Linked DNA regions of Mus musculus: region 1 is linked to region 2. A link is a contact called in ENCODE Hi-C data. All regions are on one chromosome and are shown on one strand. The core of a region is the stretch at or near the end of the contact, and the rest is flanking DNA. Distances in the headings are between cores, read along the strand shown.

The links. A loop is a pair of places that touch in the nucleus more often than their neighbours do.
Region 1: a map of heart shows a loop between it and region 2 (8-fold over the local background). The contact joins the promoter of Necap2 here to the promoter of Otud3 in region 2. A Hi-C loop is called at or near these places in 3 of 37 maps with a recorded cell type or tissue (heart and v-Abl transformed pro-B cells).

Annotation. Positions count from the first base shown.
Region 1 is chr4:141,076,721-141,081,846 of GRCm38, forward strand. Necap2 (NECAP endocytosis associated 2) reads right to left here and starts at 1,637. Exons shown (of 8, transcript NM_025383.4): 1 at 1,493-1,637. The coding sequence starts at 1,584.
Region 2 is chr4:138,911,744-138,916,678 of GRCm38, forward strand. Otud3 (OTU domain containing 3) reads right to left here and starts at 2,225. Exons shown (of 8, transcript NM_028453.2): 1 at 1,867-2,225. The coding sequence starts at 2,084.

The DNA.
Region 1 (5,126 bases), core at 387-2,886, 2.2 Mb after region 2:
TCTGGGAAGTTCTAAGCAAAGCCACTGTCAGCTCTCTAGAACTCTAGCTGGCAGCTGTGGCAGATCCACATGAATGTACATCTTCAGCTAACAAGGCAGCAGGCTCAGTTTCTGTTCCTCTTCCTGGCGCCGCGGGCTTTAGATTCAGGCTAAGGAGAGCCCGAAAGGTTGAGTGTAGGGCGGGCAGCTTCCTCTGTATCAAACCAGCCTGGCTGGATACTTGGTGACCCCACCCTCCGGAGGATCAAGAGAAGCTAACCCTAGTCTACTGAACGAAGACCCAACAGATAGGGGTAGACTGCCAATCTCCGGTTTGATAACAAGAAAGGAAAGGGAGACAGCTGTGGAGATGATTCGGTGCAGATGAGCAAGCTTGAGGCCCCGAGTTTGGATCTCTAGCGCCTAAAAGCCAGGTCTGGCTCCAGCTACCTGTAGACCCTCCACTGTGTGGGGTGGGGCAGAGAAAGGAGTTTCACTGGGCTTGCTGAACACCTAGTCTAGATGAAAACAGCCAACCCCAGCTTCAGTTAGGGGCCACCTCAAGGGAACAACGGACATGAAAAAAGCAAGACACTGGCTGGAACTCCTGTGGCTTCTGCATGCACCCGCACCACACCCAGACACGCAAAAGCAAGCACAGGCAGCTGTAGCTTGCTGACCTCCATTCTTGTCATTTTAATATTATTTTAAAATCATCGCACCGACACAGTTAAGTGTTCTAAGATACCCATTCAGAAAATGTTATGAGCCTGTGTTACATAGCGCAAAGGGCAGATGGAGTTGGCCCTCCAACACATTTGTGGTACCCGACGACCTGTTTCCAAACAACTCAGACACCCATCGCCTTCGAGAGCCACCCAGCCTAAGTAGCAACACCCCACCACAGGGCACAGGACACACCACGTATTTTTCATCTTTTTCAGTTAGGGAAGGTGTCCAACTTTGTGTCTCCTCTCCTAGACTAGAGTCCTGGGTTCCCTTCCGGAGACACTCCGTGTGTTTACAGGCATTTGAGTTTATTTGCCTCAGGTGACGCTCACTCAAGACAAGGGCGGCGGTATCCTCCCAGCTGCAAGTATGTTGTGATCAGGGGTGAAACTGGGGTCAGGAGAGCCGGAGATAGGAACAGCGTCCCTGGGCTTCGTGGGACGGGTCCCCCAGATGGCCGGGTTCCCTCCCGTGCCCTCCCGGCGGGGATTTCCGCGGGTGGCAGGGTTTTCTGGGATCCCGTCACGACTGTCGGTTAGCGCTGTGACACGACCCGTAGACCCCGCCGAGGGAACCCACTGCGCTCTCGGGTCCCCAGGAGCTGGCTGCGACCGTTGCCGGCGTCCCGCTGACGGCTCAGGGCCAGCGACCCCTCCTAAGTCTGGCCCCGATTAAAGTAGCCACAGGGCTCCATCCTTTCCGCCCCTAAACCCGACAACCGGTCCTCGTCCCCCGCAGTGCATGCCGGGGCGGGGGACGGGAAGATTAAGCCAGGAACGGTCACCTGTAACCACGGTTGGTGGCCCGCGGCGGGATGCGGTAGACGTGGACCTCCGGCTTGACACACAGAACAGACTCGTACTCACTCTCCTCCATCTCTATCGCCCGAGCCCTCGGGACTTCCGGCTTCTCCCCGCCCCTTCAGGACCGGAAGTGATGCGACTCTATGACCAAGTTCTGTCTAGAGCGGAAGCTCCGGGGGACCCCCCGATCGCTCCCGAGTGCCCTCTGCCGGGCGCCTCAGATCAGACCGTGAAGCGATTGCTCTCTGCTGCTGTGGGACCTGAGAAGCTCGAGATGCCGCTGATCTGAGCCTAATCCCGAACCTGGTTGTAGTTCAAACTCTATACCCTAGACCAGGGTGGCTGATATGCAAGATACCCTGCAGCCCTGCCCTTCTGACGGAATGTCCTTGTCCCCGCCAATCCCAGAAGGTTCTCAGAGGCTTCTGGAGGAATCTCGCTCCACAACTTTTTATAACCTACTATGTGCGCAAGGCCCCAGTGGCTTAGCGCAACAGGAGTACAAATCAAAGTTGTGAACCAAAGTTCCTGGTTGTCTTTGCTGTGAAGAGACACTATGACCAAGGCAACACTTACAAAAAGAAATCCTTTCATTGGGGGCTTGCTTACAGTTTCAGAGGCTTAGTCCATGATTAGCATGCGGGAGAGCATGGCGGCATGCAGGCAGGCGTGATACCAGAGAAGCAGCTGAGAGCTGTACGTCATGATCCTGGTGGGGGTGGAAGGGCCACAGCACACAGGGATGGGGCGGGAGGAAGGGGAGCACGGACGACAGTGACCCGGGCCTGATACGGGCTTTTGGAAAACTCAAAGACCAAACCCCCATCACAGCTTTTCCAACGAGGACACACCTCCTAATCCTTCCACGAGGTTGATCACTTGTGAAAAGCTAGAATAAGGCAGATTGGGAGGCGAATTGATTTTGAGTTATCTTGACCCTCTAAATAGCCATTTATTGGCCACCTCTGTATGTGACCTAAGATCCTTGTGACTATTAGGTAAATCCTTTGGAAGGTACAAATGCCAGCTTTCACCAATAAAGGCTAAGAATGTCATCAGATAGCAAGTAAGGGCCATAAATGATGTTTCCCGGCTTTGCGGTGACTCACCTGCCTGAGGTCTCCACCAACGGTTTGAAAAATGCCTCGGTTTGATGTTTGTTTTGTTTTGTTGATTTTTTGGGTTTTTTGTTTTTGTTGGTTTTTTTTGAGACAGGGTTTCTCTGTGTAGCCCAGGCTGTCCTGGAACTCATTTTGTAGACCAGGCTGGCCTCAAACTCAGAAATCCACCTGCCTCTGCCTCCCGAGTGCTGGGATTAAAGGCGTGTGCCACCACGCCTGGCTCAGTTTTTTGGTTTTTCGAGACAGGATTTCTCTGTGCAGTCCTGGCTGTCCTGGAACTCACTCTGTAGACCAGGCTGGCCTCGAACTCCGAAATCTGCCCGCCTCTGCCTCCCAAATGCTGGGATTAAAGGTGTGCGACACCACGGCCGGGCTAATGCCTCGGTTTATAACTATTTTTTCATCACTGTGGTGGTCTGAATGGGAATGGCCCCCATAGGCTCATAATTTTGAATGCTTGGTCATTAGGAATTGGCACTACTTGAGAGGAACTAGGAGGTGTGGCCTTGGAGTGGGTGTGGCCTTTTGGAGGAAGTATATTATTGGGGGTGAGCTTTGAGGTTTCAAAAGTCAAAGCCAGTCCCAGTGCCTTTCTCTTCCTGCTGCCTGCAGATCCAGATGGAGAATGTTCAACTACTTCTCCAGCACCATGTCTGCCTGCGTGCTGCCATGCTTCCCGCCTTGATGATAATGGACTGAATCTCTGAAACTGTAAGCCAGCCTAATTACGTGCTCTCTCTTATAAAAGTTGCTGTGGCCATGGCGTCTGTTAACAGTAATAGATCACTGACTAAGATAGTCATTATGAAATTTTCATGAAATTGTTACCACACCTGGAACATGTATTCTGGTAACGTGAATCTGTGTTTCTGGGCCACAGTCATCCCTATGGCTCCAAAAAAAAAAAAAAAAGAGTTTCAGTTTTCCTTGAAGTGAGAGTTGTATTTTAGAGCCTACAAACTGAAGTTCAGTAAAATGAGTCATTTAAAAAGAAGTCCCCTGGGCTGGAGAGATGACTCAACGGTTAAGAGCACAGACTGCTCTTCCAGAGTTTCTGAGTTCAAATCCCAGCAACCACATGGTGGCTCACAACCATCCGTAATGAGATATGATGCCCTCTTCTGGTATCTGAAGACAGCTATAGTGTACCTATGTATAATAATAAATAAAAATCGAAAAAAAAGTTAAAAAAAAAAGAAGTCCCAGTTGGATATGGTAGAGCATGCTTGCAGTCCCAGTGTGGAGGATGTCGCAGAGGCAGGAGGATGGCTACAAGTTCGAAGCATCAGTTTTAGCAATGAGGGGACAAAGGTGAGACTCTGTACTGTCACCCTCAGCCATCCTTAGGTGTTCCCCTCATCTTTTAGGTACCTTAGCTCAACCTAAACCAGGATTTGTGGCTTCAACATTGAAAATAACTTCAGGACTGGCCAGTATAATGAAGTCAAGTTGGAAGTTGTATTAAAGACATTTTAAGATGTTGGAGCCGGGCGTGGTGGCTCACGCCTTTAATCCCAGCACTCGGGAGGCAGAGGCAGGTGGATTTCTGAGTTCGAGGCCAGCCTGGTCTACAGAGTGAGTTCCAGGACAGCCAGGGCTATACAGAGAAACCCTGTCTCGAAAAAACAAAAACAAAAAAAAAACCAAACAAACAAACAAAAAAAGATGTTGGGCAGTGATGGCGCACGCCTTTAATCCCACCACTCAGGAGGCAGGGGCAGGTGAATCTCCAAACCTAATATAGGCTTAAGGACAAGGAATAGGAAAAAAGAGAGGCACTGAGAAAAGTGAGCGCCAGGCAAGGGCATGAATGTGGGTGTAAATAAAAGCTGCAGAAAATTAAGACATACCCAATACCCAAGGGTATATGGCCCCCCAAGGGAGAGTCAAAAGTAACGGTCTTAGCATTAGCCAAATGTTTCATTCTGCTCTCTCTCAAGTTATATCTTAAAAGGTTACTTAACAATGCTTTCTCTTTTTAAAAAAATATTTTATGTGTACAGGTGTTCTCTTGCACGTGTGTCTGTGTACCTCACGTGTTCCATGGAGGCCAGAATATTGGACATCTGAACCTAGACTTATGGATGACTATGAGTAGCCATGTGGTTCTGGGAATTGAATTTGGGCTCCCAAAGCAGCAAGTCTGGGGAGTGGAGAGATGGCTCAGCAGCTTGGACATAGACAAGACACGAAGCCAGGACTCACTGTGATTCCACAAAAAGGTTTCAGAACACATGATCACATTGTGAACCCCAAAATTGTAGACTGGGGAAAAAAAAAAACACCTGTTTCTTGTGGTGGTGCGGCTCAGCCCGAGCACACACCTTTAATCCAAGAGCGCTCTGTAAACAGGGTTAAATAAAATCAATCATAGCTCAAGAGGCAGAGCAGGCATCAGCTGACAGGAAGTGAACCCAAGAAAACACAGGCAGTAGAAAGGAGAGCCTCAGACTTGAAGGTATTTAAGGTGGTGGGAGAAGAACAAGCTTTTTCC
Region 2 (4,935 bases), core at 975-3,474:
TCCCCCCCCAGATCTGCTCCCCAAGTATAGCCCAGAGGTATTAACGCCTGGAGACCCCTTCAGGGTATCCGCAAGCTCAGAACCAAGGCCTCTATCTTCTTCACCCTCACTCTCTCATCCGTAGTTCTCAAGAGCCTGACATCTTACTGGGCATGATGGCGCAGTGCTCTTGATCCCAGCACAGAGGCAAGTTGATCTCTGTAAGTTTGAACTGGTCTACATAGTAGTGAGTTCCAGAACAGCCAGAGCTACATAAAGATCTCCTGCCTCTGTGTGTGTGTGTGTGTGTGTGTGTGTGTGTGTGTGTGTATCGCTACTATCTCAATGCTAGATGGCTAATGGGTTCCTGTCTTTAAATTATGAATATGGTAAATATTGAGCTGTGGCTCATACAGTGCATATGTGTGCTTATTCCACAGCATTTTTCAGAATACAAAAGGGCCCCCAAACCAAGCTATAAGTGACCTACTGCCACATGCCTCCCTCCTGGGAACCTACTGTATCTCTCCATAGTTCCCATTTCCCTAGCCTATTTCTTTGACACAGAGAAACCCTGCTCAGTATGACAGATACAATCTAACCATTTGCAGAATGCCCACACCTGGGGCCACGGCATTCAACTTTGATGCTTTTTGTTTTGTTTTTCAAGAGCAGGTTTCTGTGTGTCACAACCCTGGCTCCATTTGTAAGCCTGGCTGGTCTCAAACTCAGAGATCCGCTGCCTCTGCCTCCCAGCGCTGGGATTAAAGACCCACACCACCTCGCCCAGCTTCACTTGATGGTTTGATGTCTACCGCAGTTTGTACTTCTACTGGAGCTAGGTGGCCTCCCTTAACAGTTTTTAATCCCTGAAAAACAAAGTGCTGAATGCCTCCTATGACCCAGGAACTGTTCGAAGCAGTAGCTGAATACAATTAACTCTAATTGCAACTTAAACAAAATACCTATCCAATTTGCCGGAAGCTCTGAAGGCAGGAGATACAAATGGGGTTAGTTTATTGAGTCTTGATCAATAAAATTCAGCGTAGTGTATCAAATGAAGAAAATACTTTATGTAGTGGGACAGAGGCACACATCTTTAATCCCAGCAGATGGCTATGAGTTTAAGGGCAACCTGGTCTACACAGGGGATTCCCGGCCAGCCCTAAGACTACATAGCGAGACTTTCTCAAGAGGGAAAGATTGGTTTGGTTTTGTTGGGTTTTGTTTTTTGAAACCCTGTCACCCTATAGCCCAGGCAAATCCCCCAGTCTCATTGCCACATCTGCCTTTGTAGACTCCTTAGCTGTATTCCATTCTTCCATGGCTCAACCTGACCATTCCTAGAGGAGAACACACTAACAGTGCCTCTTGCAACAACACACCTAGCAGGCAGGCTCCCTCGGACCTGCTAACCCGTTCCTCTCCCCGTTTCTTTATTCTTTTCCTTCTCTCTCCCCACGTTCCTGGACCCATGTCCCCGTTCCATTAAGTTGCTTCCCCTCGCCTTCCTCCGTTCTGTTTCCAGCTGCTACTCTTGTATCCGGCTCCCAGAAACAGCTGGCCCGGGACTCTCATGCCTTTTACTTGGGGAACCCAAAACGTGGGAAGCAAGCTCTGTGGAAGCTACCTTTAGCTCTCCGCCCTCGATACCCCAGTGCAAAAGTGGGCGAGGACACCCAGGAGGGCCAGCATGACACCGAGCGGGACCTAGGTCCTTTCCCATTCGGCTTCATGACAGCTGCACCTCGAGGTCACCTCTCAGACCCGCTCGGACCCTCGGGGGACCCTGCCGCAGCGTTCCACCAAGCCTGACCCTTGCTTCCCCCTCAGCGACCGGCCCTGCGCATCCCCAGCGCCGCTTCCCGCACTCCCGGCCCGCCTCACCCGTCCCCCGGCACCTCCCGCAGCTTCAGCCCCAGGGCCTGCAGTTGGTTGGCGAAGCTCACAAACTCTTCTTCGCAGCCGCTGCCGCCAGGATCGGGCCGGTTCCGCCGCTCCTTGGCCAGCGCCCGGCGCGCCGCCCGCTCGTCCCGCTTACGCTCCGCCTCGGCTCTGCGGCCGCCGCTGCCCGGCCGGCTCTTCGCCGCTTGCTTTCGGGACATGGCTGCGGCGGCACACGGCTTCGCCGCGGAAGGAGCCGAAGCCGGAGCCGGAGCCGCAGAGCCCGGGGCCGCAGCCTCAGCCGGCCACCGGGCGGAGCGGCGCAGGGGGACGACGCCTGGCGACAGCGGCGCGGCCACTGCGCCGGCGCGGTCGCCTGGCAGCCAGGTCACGTGGTGGTAGCTCCGCCCCCGGGGCGGGGCCAGCAGGCACCATAGAGAAAGATAGGAAGACTAGAGAAGCACCTGTTTTGTTGGTTATTTTCTGCCCCCTCGTGGTGGGTAGTGCTCAGTGAGGCGCAGTGGGACCAGACAGGTCAAGGATGACTGAGGATGTCAGAAGAGAGGCAAGAGCAAAAAAATGCGGAAAAGAAGGAAAGGGTGACCGGGCCTGGTGGCGCACGCCTTTAATCCCAGCACTTGGGAGGCAGAGGCAGGCGAATTTCTGAGTTCGAGGCCAGCCTGGTCTACAGAGTGAGTTCCAGGACAAGGAAAGGATGATAAGGGAATATGTTTGTCTAGAATGCGCTAATCCGCAATCAATTACAAACGCCTGCGTGCGTGCACAGACCCTTTAAAAACTCAGCCTACAGTAGCTAGGGAAATAGCTCAGTCCATATAAGTGCTTGCTCCATATGCCAGGTTCGACCTGAGTTCGGATCTCCATCACCCACTTTAAGAAGGGTAGGCCTGTCAGAGAGCCCCTGTGATCCCATCCCTAAGGAGGAAGAGACAGCCCACTGCACTCACTGCCAGGCAGTTTAGCCAATCAGTGAGCTACAAGTTGGCTTACACTTCAAGATCAGCATCCATCCTTGGAGGCCATCAGGACAGGAACTCAAGCAGGTCTAAAACCCCCGAGGCAGGAGCTGATGCAGAGGCCATGGAGGGCGCTGCTTACTGGCTTGCTTCCCCTGACTTGCTCAGTGTTATGTTTTATAAAACGGCAGTATAATGTGGCGGCAGGAGAACCTCAGCAGGCCCATTCCTCTGAGGACTCACCACCATACGACAGGCCTAGAACAAAAGGAAGTTTATCGAGGGAAGGGAAGGGAACCTGGAAAAGGAGTAGAGGCAGAGAAAGGAGGGGGACAGAGAAGGACAGAAAGAGAAGAGAGAAACAGAGGTAGGGTCCAGTCAGGGATATGAGAGAGAGAGATTATGGTTAACAGTGGTCTTCAAACCTGGCAGGGAGAAACGCAAGCTGTTGCTAGGTAACTGTTGGGCAGAGCCTAAAGGAATTGACAACACGCAGCCTGCTTTCTTATAGAACCCAGGACTACACGCTTAGGGATGGCACCACCCATAATGGGCTGGGCCCTCCCCCATTGATCACTAATTAAGAAAAGCTCTACAGCCAGATCTCATGGAGACACTTCCTCAACTGAGGAAGCCAAATAGGCCATTTCCTCCCCAACTTCCTTTTCGGTGATGATGTTCCCTCACAGCAATAAAACCCTAACTAAGACATCCTGTGACAAGAAATGAGATAGACCATGAACTCATTGTGCCTATGGTTACCCACACAAAATATCAAGTCAAGACGGTGATGGAGATTCCTGGGAGTGAGGGACGGAGTAAGTAAGAGTGTATAAAATCAAATGCATTTTTTTACATGGTTGAAGTTGTCAAAGGTGAGGTGTGGGGCTGGAGAGGTGGCTCAGTGGCTAAGAGCCCTTGTGATTCTTACAGAGGGTCTGGATTCAGTTCCCAGGTGCTAAGGTGCTTCATGACCATCTGTAATCCAGTTCCAGGGGAGCTGGGAGCTGGTCCTCTCTTCTGATCTCCACAAGCTCTGCATACACATGGTACACCCACACACACACACACACACATACACACATATACACACATACACACATACATACACATATACACACATACATACACATATACACACACATACACAGACACACACACATATACACACATACAACACATACATACATACACACATACACACATACATACATGCACACACATACATACAAACAACACACATGCAGACAAAACACTCATAAACAAAATAAAAATGTCTAAATCTTTTTTAAAACTAAGGTGGAGAGCAGGATAGGCTGACTCTGGCCTCCATCTACGTGCATACACAGGAGCACGCACACACGGACATGGTGAGCACTCATTGAGAGACATGCTTCTATGTGACTTGGTTTGTTTTTTTTTTTCCCAAAATACAGGAACTTCAACCACAAAAGTTAACTAGCTGAAAGGGCCACGCAGCTGAGAAGCAAAGCTCTGTCTGACTCTGGAGCCCAGATATTTCATTAATCCTGTCCTTCCCCCTTTAATCCAAAGAAGAAAGCAGAAAGAGCCCTTCAGTCCAATAATTGGGATTTCATCCTGGGATGGCCAATCTAGGTCTGCCTGGACTAAAGCTGTTTCTGGGACGCACACAACTTTCTGGTTCAAACTGATAGTGTTGGGGAAAACCAGGAGAGTTGTTTACCCCAAGCCATGCCCACTTGTTGGGGTTATCATCACCGGTGATAATGTCTCTCTCCTCCTGGCTCCTTTTATATTAAGCACCCTCTTTCTACAATAATGTCACTGCCTTCCCTTTTGAACCTTCTATCTGACTGAGGTCTTTTATACCTAACCTGGGAACACTAGGCAAGCATGGGAACTCATGCTTAGAGCCCCAACAGTAAGGAGGCTAAGGCAGGAGAGAGCCATGATGTTGAGGCCAACCTGGGCTACAGAGAGTTACTGGCCTAGACTAAGCTAGAGTAAGACCCTGTGCCATAAAATCAATAATAAGTAATGATTTCACTGAAGGTCAAGTTGGAGAACCAACAACATCTATTGGGCTGACTTATAAGAGTATAAATGAGGAATT